2 separate regions of the Homo sapiens genome follow, and region 1 is linked to region 2. The links are chromatin loops, found by intact Hi-C in ENCODE. Cell type or tissue: heart left ventricle. All regions are shown on one strand. Each heading gives the region's core, and the rest is flanking DNA. Links, peaks and the distances in the headings are about the cores only. Region 1 overlaps NAAA (N-acylethanolamine acid amidase). Region 2 holds the start of ART3 (ADP-ribosyltransferase 3 (inactive)).

Region 1 (6,398 bases), core at 1,674-4,173, 160 kb before region 2:
TGACACTTAAATAACATCACAACTAAGAGAGTTGCTTTCTCAGGACAGCAGTTCAGAACCATAAGACTTCGGAGGTAAAGAAAGCAGGGAGAGCATAACGCTAAGTTTCTTGGAAATTTTTTTATTCTCCTTGCCAACATTTCTTTTGACATTTTATTACTTAATTATGTGACATTAAGAAATAATTTGGTTGCATATTATTTTCAAAAAGCAGTAAGAAAGTAGCTATTGAGAAAGAAGGAGGGCCATAGGTTTTTCAATAAAACGTTAGAAACATTATAAAAAACGAGACTCCCATTACATGGAAACACATGATCAAAGATCAGACTAACACACATTCAAACAGGCTTGGTTCGAAATAGAGTTCTCCATTTCTTTCAGATGAGCCTTTTTTCTTAGGCTCTTTCAGAAGCACTTCACAATGAACAGAGGTCTTGCCAGCTCATTTCATTAGCGGAGAAGCAAAGGTATGATGGCAGAATCATGAGAAGATGGAAATAAGGCCTGAGGATATGGCTTGATCTCTGAGACCAATTATCTTTGAGTTATTCAGGCCAGGATAGAAGCTTAGAGAGGATCGAGGCAAACCATGAAGGGAAGGGAATGCAGGACAATGCCCATTACTGGCTTTACCACAAACTCCAAATCTCCTGGACCCACTTCGCAAGGTTGTAAAGTTAAATGAGGAAGGAGCCTGCATTGTTTGTAACATAATACAATACTTTCACTTTGTCTTATTTTTTAAGGTGCAGCTCTTCAAGAATTTCATTTTTTAAAAAATCATCTGTAAGGGAAGAAAAAAACGCATTTAATTCAAAGACTGATTTTTTTTTTTTTTTTAATGGAGTCTCACTCTGTTTCCCAGGCTGGAGTGCAGTGGTGTGATCTCAGCTCACTACAAACTCCACCTCCCGAGTTCAAGTGATTCTCCTACCTCAGCTCCTGAGTAGTCGGGATTTTGGGTACCCACCACCACACCTGGCTAACAGTTTTTTTGTAGTTTTAGTAGAGATGGGGTTTCACCATGTTGGCCAGGCTGGTCTTGAACTCCTGACCTCAAGTGATCTGCCTGCCTCTGCCTCTCAAAGTGCTGAAATTACAGTCATGAGCCATCACGCCCCGCCGAAGATTGGTTTTCATACAAACAATTCCAAATAAAATATCTAATGATGACAATCTGACACAAATGACAATGCCAGATGCTTGTCAGAAAATATTATATATGTATACATTTTAAGGATGTTACCACCCTCTGTAAGAAATACCAGCACACACCCACCTCACCCCCTCTCCACAAAACAGTAACAACAAACCTTTCACAGCACGGGCGAACTCGCTCTTCTGCTGACTTACTTTCTACTCGGGTTTCTGATCCTAGTCATGTACTTGTCTGGGCTACCGGCGCTCATTACCGTAGTATAAATTGTGAAGCTGAAAATTATGAGGAAATTTTATGTACACATCATTTTCTCTAATATGCCAGAAAGGGAAGAAAATGACCAAGTGCTTCCCTAACACTTGAGATCTGGGACAAGGCCCTTTATGCCAGAATATTTTAAATCTATGAATCAAGAGGTCAAAGTGCACTTTCCTCCTATTTTGACAACACTGTGGAAGGCCAAGTTGGAACTTAAAATTCTCAGACTTAATTAGCTGGGTGTGGTGGTGCCTGAAATCCCAGCTACTAGGGAGGCTGAGGCAGGAGAATTGCTTAAACTTGGGAGGCAGAGGTTGCACTGAGCTGAGATTGCGCCACTGCACTCCAGCCTGGGCAACAGAGTGAGACTCTGTCTCATAAAAAATAAATAAATAAAATCTCAAGACTCCTCAGAGCTCTACCCCAAGGCAGTGGGGGAGACCAAGCCTTGGCCCTCACCCTGGCTCTGTCCTACCCACAAGGGCCTTACTTGCACACATGTGACATCACCGCCTTCACATTCCCCAGCAAGCACCTGCCCCTGTGCTCTCTCTCAGTGGCCATGCACCACCATCAGGAGAATATCACCCAGGGAAGAGGAAAACACAAACCCTGGAAGTGGAGGTGGGGCTGTTCAGGCTGAGAATTACAGGGTCCTGGGTACTTGGGCAGACTCCAGGTGGGCAAATGCCCTTGGTCCAGCAGATTCCTTACACCATGCTTTGGGGGGGTGGTATCACAACTAGAGGAATTCCAGAGGAGGGCCTCTAAAGCTCCAGGATCAAGGCACCTGCCCCGCCCCTCCACCTTGCCCAGATCTAAGGATGAAAAGTATAGTGTCATTGATTACACATTCCGTATAACAAGAGACCTAAACAACTTGAGCACATGTGCCCACATGTACACACATTTGTCTTGGAATCCAGTTGAGGTGCATGTGCAAAATATCGGAGCTGGGTTGTTCAGAAACAGGCAGAATTAGTAGCACTGGGTCCACAGCTAAATCATACACCCAGTTAAAGACAGCACTGTAAGCAAGTGCAGAGCTCGTCCAAGGGTAATGGAGGTTCCCTGAACAGGACCTTAATTGCTCGTTTACTTTAGTCATAGTTCTGCTCTCCATTACTGTTTTAGTATTTTCTCTACTGATGAGCCACAGCAGAGGATGGAGATGTATTGCAGGTGGGTGTAATTTTGCAGCATGGCACAAAGGGGCAGCATAGAGCTAACTGCCTTTGTTCAGACTACTTTTTTGTTGTTTCTTTTTCTTTTTTTCAGATACAGCTACACTTATTTCTATTAACCTAATACAACTGAACAGCCTCAGTTGAGGTTAATCATTACATGTAAAGGGCCTGAGAGTCAGAAGTCTGTGTTAATTCTGGCTCCATGGTGATTGTCACTTAAAAGCAGTTTCTCTTGAATTTTCAAGTATACAACAGAGAAAAACACTACTTGGTAAACTGTTTATAATTTCTAACAATTTTATTTTGACCAAACCATTTCAGAAACCATTTAAACATTCATAACTGTTAACTCAGTAATCCTACTTCTGGGAATTCAGCCAAGGGAAATAATCTGAAAGTAAGCAGGGGAGAGGCAAACGAATATGTTTATTTCAGAGTTTTAATAGAGGAAAATCTAACAACTGGAGAATGCTTAACTCAATTATAATACAGCCAACTGGCCACTGCCACCATGTAAAATTATGAGGGCTGTTCAAAGCAGAGAAAATGCTTTGTTTTATTAAAATAAATGTAACTATTTTATTATAATACTAATTTTTAAAAGATATATTCATCACTTCTTTTTTTTTTTTTTTTTTTTTTTTTTTAAGACGGAGTCTCCCTCTGTCGCCCAGGCTGGAGTGCAATCTCAGCTCACTGCAACCTCTGTCTCCCGGATTCGAGTGATTTTCCTGCCTCCACCTCCCAAGTAGCTGGGATTACAGGCACGCACCATGACGCCTGGCTAATTTTTGTATTTTTAGTAGAGATGAGGTTTCACCATGTTGGCCAGGCTGGTCTCGAACTCCTGACCTCAAGTGATCCACCCGCCTCGGCTTCCAAAGTACTAGGATTACAGATGTGAGCCACTGCGCCCAGCCAGATATATTCATCACTTCTATAATTACCTAAAAAAACTATAAGAACACAAAAGTAGTTTATTAACCCCCATTTAAAAAATGACTATTAAAAGGGCAACATTGTGCCCCGCTATGAAGGGTACAGTCAATAGTGCATTGGAGCTAGCTCCTACAGTCTGGTGAGGGCCAATTATTAAATATGCAGGAAGTGTATGAGCCAACTATAAGCCTGAAATCAGCCATGTGGGAGTATTCACACCATGGAAGTCAACAAATGCTACAAATTTGGGAATTTTTTCATTTGTCCCTTCCCACACAAAGAGCTGGTTTACTAGCAGACCACTGGGTATGCTTTGTTATCCAAATAGCTCATTTGTTTGAGTAGCAGAATACTGACTAATTAGTTTTCTTTTCTTTTTTTTTTTGAAACAGAGTCTCGCTCTGTTGCCCAGGCTAGACTGCCATGGCATGATCTCAGCTCACTTGCAGCCTCGACTTCCCAGGTTCAAGCAATTCTCCAGCCGCTGCTTCCCAAGTAGCTGTGATAACAGGCGTGCACCGTCATGCCTGGTTGATTTTTGTATTTTTAGTAGAGACGAGGTTTCACCATGTTGGCCAGGCTGGTCTTGAACTCCTGACCTCAAGTGATCCACCCGCCTTGGCCTCCCAAAGGGCTGGGATTACAGGCGTGAGCCACCGCACCTGGCCTGCTTTCACTTAAAAAAAAAAAAAAAAGAAAAAGAAATTAAAAAGAATGTGAGTAAAATCCTAGGCTATACACTAGAGAAACCATTGCTCACAGAATGCTGCTATCAAGGGTACAGGCTAAAAAAGAACATTAACTAAGCGAATTGTCAGTGGAACAAGGAACAGCTTCGGAGATAGTGGAAATTCCTCCGGAGGATAAAAGAAAACCAAAGGTATTCAGAATTTATTTCTAAGGAGCTCCTAACAGGTGAAGGCTGTCCACAGCTACCTGACTGAGTTAGGATGAACACCTCACTGCCAGAATATTTCAAATGTAGGAATCAAGAGGTCAGCCAGTCAAAGTGTTTTTCCTTCTAGTTTGACAACACTATGGAAGGCCAAGTTTGAATTTAAGATTCCCAGAGCTGGCCGGGCGCAGTGGCTCACTCCTGTAATCCCAGCAATTTGGGAGGCCGAGGTGGGCAGATCATGAGGTCAGGAGATCAAGGCCATCCTGGCTAAAACGGTGAAACCCTGTCCCTACTTAAAAAATACAAAAAATTAGCTGGGCGTGGTGGCACGAGCCTGTAGTCCCAGCCACTTGGGAGGCTGAGGCAGGAGAATGGTGTGAACCTGGGAGGCAGAGCTTGCAGTGAGCCGAGATTGCGCCACTGCACTCCAGCCTGGGTGACAGAGCGAGACTCTGGCTCAAGAAAAAAAAAAATTCCCAGAGCCTCCTTCAGGGTCACTCTATTCTTTTTACCTTTGGATTTCTTCATGGACTTCTCACCTGATTTATATTTGTTTATCACCACCACCCCCACCCCACCCATATTAGTCCCATGAGAGCAGAGACTTTGTTTTGCTCGCAGCTGTACCCACAGGAGTGCCCCCACAGGAGTGCCCCCACAGCCTGGTTACAGGAGCCCTCAGATCCTTGCTGAGCCAAACAGTACGTGAGTGAGTTCACTGTTCTGGAGTGATGTGTGAACAGACATGTTTAACAAGCCACTTACTTGTTATAAACTGGAACCACCGACAAAATCTGCATAGGAAAAAGTCATTTTATAGAGAAGATTACATGGTAGAAGAAATACACATAGAATATCTATGGAGGGCCGGGTGCAGTGGCTCAGGCCTGTAATCCCAGCACTTTGGGAAGCCGACGTGGGAGGATTACTCAAGCCCAGGAGTTCAAGACCAGCCTGGGCAACATAGAGAGACCCTGTCTTTACTAAAAAAGAAAAAAAAAGAATGTCTGTAGAAAGAACATAACCACTCTTTAGTGTACCTTGAGGTGATATAGACTTTTTTTTTGAGACAGTCTTGCTGTGTCACCTGGGCTAGAATGCAGTGGCATGATCTTGGTTCATTGCAACCTCCGCCTCCCAGGGTCAACCGATTCTCCTGCCTCGGCATCCCAAGTAGTTGGGATTATAGGCACACACCACCAAGCCTGGCTAATTTATATATTTTTAGTAGAGACGGGGTTTCACCATGTTGGCCAGGCTGGTCTCGAAGTCCTGACCTCAAGTGATCCTCCTGCCTTGACCTCCCAAAGTGCTGGGATTATAGGTGTGAGCCACCACATCCGGCCTGACTTTTTAATTCTTTCTCTTTTTTTCTTTTAAACAATGAACATATATTACAACTATGACTTTTTCTTTTTAATATAAAGAAAAACTTTGGTGAAGATGGACATTTTAACTTATATAAAAGCAAGTTGAGAAAATGTCATATAATTTTTTTTTTTTTTGAGACGGAGTCTCGCTCTGTCAGGCTGGAGTGCAGTGGCGCAATCTCGGCTCACTGCAAGCTCCGCCTTCCGGGTACACGCCATTCTCCTGCCTCAGCCTCTGGAGTAGCTTGGACTACAGGCACCCGCCACTACACCTGGCTAATTTTTTGTATTTTTAGTAGAGACAGGGTTTCACTGTGTTAGCCAGGATTGTCTCAATCTCCTGACCTCGTGATCTGCCTGCCTAGGCCTCCCAAAGTGCTGGGATTACAGGTGTGAGCCACCACTTTTAATACATGATTTCAACCAAATAAAACTTTTACCCTAACGTTTTCATCTACCAGAAGATTTCACGGAGTTTTTCATATTCACTATTAACAAAACACCAAACATCCTAGGTATGCAGGACACTGTGACACAAGTTACCTGGAAAAGTGCCTCCAGGCTGAGGTTTGCTTGTCCTGTAGCAT
Region 2 (6,398 bases), core at 1,963-4,462:
CCTCCACATTGCTAAATCCAATGGTCAGTTCTCAGTCCTCATCTTACTTGACCTATCAGAAGCTTTTAACACATTTGATCTTTCCTTTCTTTTGTAAGTATTTTCTTCACTTGAGTTCCAGGATACTTTTTCCACACACGGTCTTCTCCATGTCAATCAATGACAACTCCATCCTTCCAGCTATTCAAGCTAAAAATCTTGGAACTATTCTTTACTCCCCTCTTTTTCTTGCAGCCCACATCTAGTTTGTCAGTACATCCTATTGCCTCAATCTTCAAATTATATCCTGCATTTAAGTCTAAACATTTTTTTTTGTTTTTGTTTTTGTTTTTGAGACAGGGTCTTACTCTGTTGACCAGGCTGGGGTGCAGTGGCACCATCATAGCTCACTGTAATCTGCAACTCCTGGGCTCAAGAGATCTTCCTGTCTTAGCCTCCCAAGTAGCTAGGACTACCGACATGTGCCACTGCACCTGGCTAATTTTTAAAATTTTTTTGTAGAGACAAGGTCTCCCTGTGTTGCCCAGGCTAGGACTCCTGGCTTCAAGCCATCCTCCTGCCCTGGCTTCCAAATCTCTGAGATTACAAACACTTTAACTGTATAATAAATTGATATCTTTATAGATCATTTCCATTTACTTTTTTGTGAGTTATTACATTTTTGAAAATACAGTAGACTTTTAGAACCCACAAATGCTTTTCCTTATCGTATCAGGAAATACTGTGTCTAATCTACAAAAGTCGGATTTTTAACAGGCTCAAATAAAAATGGCCTGTTTCTAACAACCAAAGAAACAACAAAGCAACAACATAAACATACACTCAGACATCCACTTCATACCACCTCAGCAACAGCAACAACACACATACACACACATCTACTTCTCATTACGTTTAATGCTGCCTTCCTGATTCAAGCCACCATAATCTCTGCTTGCATTATTATAATAACCTGTCATTTAGTCTTCTTACATTCACCCTACAGACCATTCTCAGCATAACAGCCAGAGTGATCCTCTTAAAAAATAAATCAGATCATGTTATACCTCTTTTTAAAACCTGTGATTTGCTCCTTTTCTCTTAGAGTGAAAGCCAGTGTTCTTACAGTGGCCTGCAGAGATTGACATGGTCTTCCCACCACCCCCTTACATCTCTGACCTTATCTTGTACTACTCTAATGTTCCAACCATATTGGCCTGCTTACTATTCCTCAAACAAAAGTAGGCATATTCTTGTCTCAGGGCTTTAGTACGTGCTGTTCACTGTGTTTGACTGCCACAGTCTTCATGGCTGATCTCTTTCAAGTCTTTGCTCAAATACCACCTTTCAGTGAGTCTTCCCTAACAATCCAATTTAAATTGCAAACACTCCATGCGCTCCTAGTCTCCTTTGTGCTACTTATAAACAAAAGCCAAAACCATAGCACTCACTACATTCTAACATACTTGCATAATTTACGTACTTATTTTAGTTATTTGACTGCCTTCCCTCACAAGAATATAAACTTCACAAAGGCAAGATATTTATCCATTTCGTTCACTGGTATATCTCTAGTACCTAAAACAGTTCCTAGCACATTTTAAGGACTCAAATATTTGTTCAATGAATGAATGAAAGAAATTTGGTTAAAAACTGGAACAAAACAGGAATGGAGGCCAGCGACAGGAGAACTTCTCTACCTCATTTCCTGTAGGCCTACATGCTTGGAACTTAAAAGCAGGTTGTTGTGAGCCTAAGGCCTGAAGACATGCAAACTTTCTTTTTTCTTTCTAACCAAACTCCTGCTTTTTAAAAAATCATATTATTTCTGGGAGTGAGTCTGTGCTGTGTATTTAATCTTGGATTGCCAAGCCAGTGAGGTGGGAAAAGGTTGGAACATATCTCTATTCTAAAGAGTAGAGTTGGATTTTGTAAATATAGGTGTATTTCATGATAATTTAAAATGTTTTCTTGAAGTAATATATGTGTGTACAAAAAAAACACATATCATAAGTATATAGCTCACTGAATTTTCACAAACTGAATTTGTCAATGTAATTGGCATCCATAGCAAAAAGCAGAACCCAGCTAACATCTCAGATGCTCCTCTGTGCCCTTTCCAGTTACTAGCTACTACCCAGGGTGACCACTATTCTGACTTCTCATGCCTTGGAAGTGTTTTGCCTAATTTTGTTCTTGATATAAATTAAATCATACAGTATAAACATGCTTGTATCTCTTTTTTTACTCAAAATTTTGTTTGTGAGATTTATCCACATTGTTATATATGGTCAGAGTTTGTTCGTTTTCATTGCTATATAAAATTTCACTTACAGTCTAACCATTCTACTGTTGATGGATATTTGGTTTCCAGTTTGGGGGTTATTATGAATAGTGCTACTATCAACATTCTATTAATGTATTTTGGTGTATGTATGCGTGAATTTCTTTGGACATTTTTGTGTTTTTTAAATCCACAGTCAGTGAACCCTAAGTGTTCCTCAGCATTGCAGTCAGTATATTTACCATGTATGCGTTACTCAAATGACAGCTGTAGTTGCAGGCATTACCAAATCCTTCCCTCCTTAATGTTATCACTGGACTTTGTCTATACTTGGGATTCTTAACATGTTGTATTTTGGTTAAGTATGCGTATTCATGTTTTTTATTAGATTTTGAGTGCTTTTTAGTACTTTGTTTTACTTGCTTATGTATCCCGACTCCTGACGAGGTACCTGAAATATAGTAAGCTAGTTGAGCGAATGGTGATAGCTGTCACCATTGCCAGTGATTAACAGAGCAAGTTTCCCTAGTTATGTGAATCACTTAGCCTAGAGTAAAATCCATGCTTTAGTTTGATATCTCAGTGTCAAAGGATTAGGAATGGGAAGTCATTTCTCTCTGAGAGAAGCCCAGAACTGTGGGCTCAGAACTGAATGTGCTGTGTGGCTAAAGGGAATTGCTATGGCTTTACAAGCCTCTTGGAGATTTAAAGTGTTAACAGCAGTGATTCCAAGGCATAGTGTGGGGGGGCCAGATATAAATAGCAGAACACAAGTAGCGTAGTGTGCCACTGCCAAGCTACTGCTGGGGGTGTTTATAAAAAGAAAAGCATTCCTGTCTCAGCTCTCACTGTCAACAACATCCCATCCTGAAGACTTGCTTACCACAACTGAGAGTGGGGAGTCAGTTTGAGGCCTAGCATCACTTAAACTTCCTCCAAAGGCACAAAAGCCAGGTAAACCTTTTGACTTATTTACACTCAGACTAAAGAAATGAACAATTTTTAGGAAAATCCTGATCAAAGCTTGCTTAAAACATATTGCCTTGTGACAGATATCTATCATCTTATATTCAAATCTTTTTTGGAAAGAGAAGTTTAACACAAAGTAGCATGTTGGTACTATATTTTAGTATTTTTAGTAAAAACAAAACAAAACTGCTTCTGAAGAAATATGGGAAACTGAGGCCAAAATGATCTATAAAAGGGAAGACTTCTCCCTTCCCCTGTGCTGTTCATTCTCATTTTTAGAATCCAGAATATGGTGATTGGTAGGGTAAAATAGAAGCTTCATTTGAGTTACATTATCATAAATACTGGGATGAATATTAGGCATTCGGCCAATAGTTGTATAATCTTAGAATTGCTGCCTACCCAGTTCCTTCTTATTCTTGTTCCCGCCTTCAGAAAGTTATGTAAGACACTTATTTTACCCTCGGGCTTCTCTTGATTGTATTTGGGGGAAGGGGGCCATCTCTGACAATCCACTGCTTTGTACCACTACTGACCTCATCATCTCCTCTGTCCCACTCAAAAGGGCATGACAATGTGCAAAGAGGATAGAAGAATGGATAATGTGCATGGACATATTCCTGGGGAATTCTTAGAAACTGGGAGCTAGGGGACCAATTTGAGACTGCTGTTTTTTAGTCTGATTGTGTTATTTCCTGTGCACGCTGAGGGGAGATTTAGAGATGGGAAGAAAATATGACTCCCAGTGACTGTGGTGGGAGAGATGACATGTCTGGAGGAGTATGGAAATGCACAGATTTAATCTTGAGCAAATCACTGAAATTCTAAGGTGTTTTTGTTTCCTCGTCTGTAGAATGAGAGCATTAGACCACTAGATAAAGCCTAATGGCTCTTGTAGCCCGTTAGGAATTTATTGATAATCACTTCCTGACCATCATGCTATCCACTCACATTCTAAATGAAAAAATACGCAGTGTCATCCTATTCTACTTCCCTACACCTCTTTTTTGAGTCTACTGAATTGAAATTTCTTTATTTTAATTTAGAAGAGAAAAATGAAGACGGGACATTTTGAAATAGTCACCATGCTGCTGGCAACCATGATTCTAGTGGACATTTTCCAGGTAATGTTGGGAATGGGAAGCATGTGGTCATTGGAATGGAAATTCGTTTTTTTTTTTTTTTGAGACGGAGTCTCTCTCTGTCGCCCAGACTGCTGGAGTGCAGTGGCTCGATTTCGGCTCACTGCAAGCTCCGCCTCCCAGGTTCATGCCATTTTCCTGCCTCAGCCTCCCCAGTAGCTAGGACTACAGGCGCCTGCCACCACGCCTGGCTAATTTTTTGTATTTTTGGTAGAGACGGGTTTTCACCATGTTAGCCAGGATGGTCTCGATCTCCTGACCTCATGATCCGCCCACCTCGACCTCCCAAAGTGCTGGGATTACAGGCGTGAGCCACCGCGCTTGGCCTGGAATGGAAATTCTTGATATAACATTACCTGAGGCATCTGTGTGGCTTGATGGTGGAAATGAAAGTAGGTAGGATAGGTAAATTAATTATAAGTAGCTCTTTTCATTTTAAATATGTGACAGATTAACTGTAAAAAGTTGAAAAAATTAAAATTAAGCAAAAAGAGGAAAGTAAAGATTATTCATAATTCCTCCACTCAGAGGGAATGATTCCCAACCTGTTGGTGTATACAGGCTTCTTGGCTTTTTTCTATGTGTATACTGTTTTTAATTTACAAAAATGGGTTCACACTGTACATAGAATTTTTTCTTTGCATTTTAAGTTAATACTATGCTGCATGTCACGCATGTCATCAGATATTCTGAATATATGTTTTTCTCCAAATAAGATAATGCTGCATTGTTTGATTACATGTTTTTTAATTAATGACCATTTTCCCACATTTTTTTTCTGGCAGAACTTTTATGATTTTATTTGCAATTGACTCTTTAAGCATCCTGTAACATATTTTTATGTAAAATATAATATTTCACTTGATTTTTTTTCCCCACGTTGTTAGCTGCCACATTACTTGTGGGTATTTGTGCACCATTTTAGATGCCTTTTTAAAAATATCTTAAATTCTTAAACTGTTATCCTTTTTTGAATTTAATATTCTAATCCATTTTCTATAGAATCATTGTGTATCCTGTTTCCTGTGTCGCAGTATGTTTTTTATTGAAATATAATTTACATACCATAAAAATTCACCATTTTTAGCTGTATACTTCAGTGGTTTCAGTATATTCATTATGTTCTGCAACCATCACCACTATCTGATTGCAAAACATTTCCGTCAACCCAAAAAGAAACCCTGTACTTATTAGCAGTCAGCCCCAATTTTCTCCATCCCCCATTCCCTGGCAACCACTGTCTACTTTCTGTGTCTATGGTTTTGCCTATTCTGGATATTTCGCCTAAATGGAATCATACAATATGTGACCTTTTGTGTCTGGCTTCTTTCACTTAGCATAATGTTCTCAGGAGTCCTATCAGTACTTCATTCTTTCTTATAGCCGAGTAATATTCTATTTTATGGCCGTACCGCATCTTGTTTATCCATTTATCAGCTGATGGACATTTGGGCTGTTTCCACTTTATGGCTATTACGAATAGTGGTGTTGTGAACATTTATGTACAAGTTTTTATGTGAACATGTGTTTTATTTTTCTTTTTAAAAAATTTTCTAATCATATAGTCTTGACATATTGAGATACTACAAACACTATTTGGTTATTTGGTAGCATTACAGAGTAAAGTTTACTTATATATAGGAAATATATATGTAAGAATGAATTTGGGGGTTATGATTTATGATTCATAGCAAAATTACCTATTGTTGTGAACATGTTTCACTTCTCTTGGGTGTACACCTAGTAGTGGAATTGCTGGGTTGTACGGTAATTTTATGTTAACTTTTTTAGGAACTGCCAAACTTTTTCACACTAGCTGCATGGTATTACAATCCCACCAGCAGTATATTAGGATTCTAATATCTCTGCATCCTTGTGTTACATGTTACTTGGTTTTTCATCATTTATAGCCATCGTAGAGGATATGAAGTGGTATTTCATTGTGGTTTTGATTTGGTTTTCAATATACTCTTGCAACATAATTTAAGTGTATTTGTTCTGTAATTGTTTCATGATTTGCTTAG

Evidence for each region. Peaks named below come from ENCODE experiments on the same cell type or tissue, not always from the same donor. Only the 100,000 strongest peaks of a DNase experiment are listed, where the experiment ranks them.
Region 1: a loop joins it to region 2, with 2.6 times the contacts of the local background. A loop is called at or near these places in 41 of 110 quality-filtered maps.

The regions. Positions count from the first base shown.
Region 1 is chr4:75,913,555-75,919,952 of GRCh38, forward strand. It overlaps NAAA (N-acylethanolamine acid amidase), which reads right to left. Exons shown (of 11, transcript NM_014435.4): 8 at 6,355-6,398; 9 at 5,207-5,235; 10 at 1,314-1,431; 11 at 106-784. The coding sequence ends at 1,350. Among named protein-coding and RNA genes, the nearest start is that of PPEF2, 14 kb to the left of the region's middle. RefSeq lists an enhancer at 2,524-2,573. In heart left ventricle, for the core only: a CTCF peak has its summit at 2,616; no DNase peak of the experiment used is centred there.
Region 2 is chr4:76,071,603-76,078,000 of GRCh38, forward strand. It overlaps ART3 (ADP-ribosyltransferase 3 (inactive)), which reads left to right and starts at 3,107. Exons shown (of 12, transcript NM_001130016.3): 1 at 3,107-3,217; 2 at 4,279-4,356. The coding sequence starts at 4,288. In heart left ventricle, for the core only: no CTCF peak of the experiment used is centred there; no DNase peak of the experiment used is centred there; H3K4me3 peaks cover 1,234 bases; H3K27ac peaks cover 1,847 bases.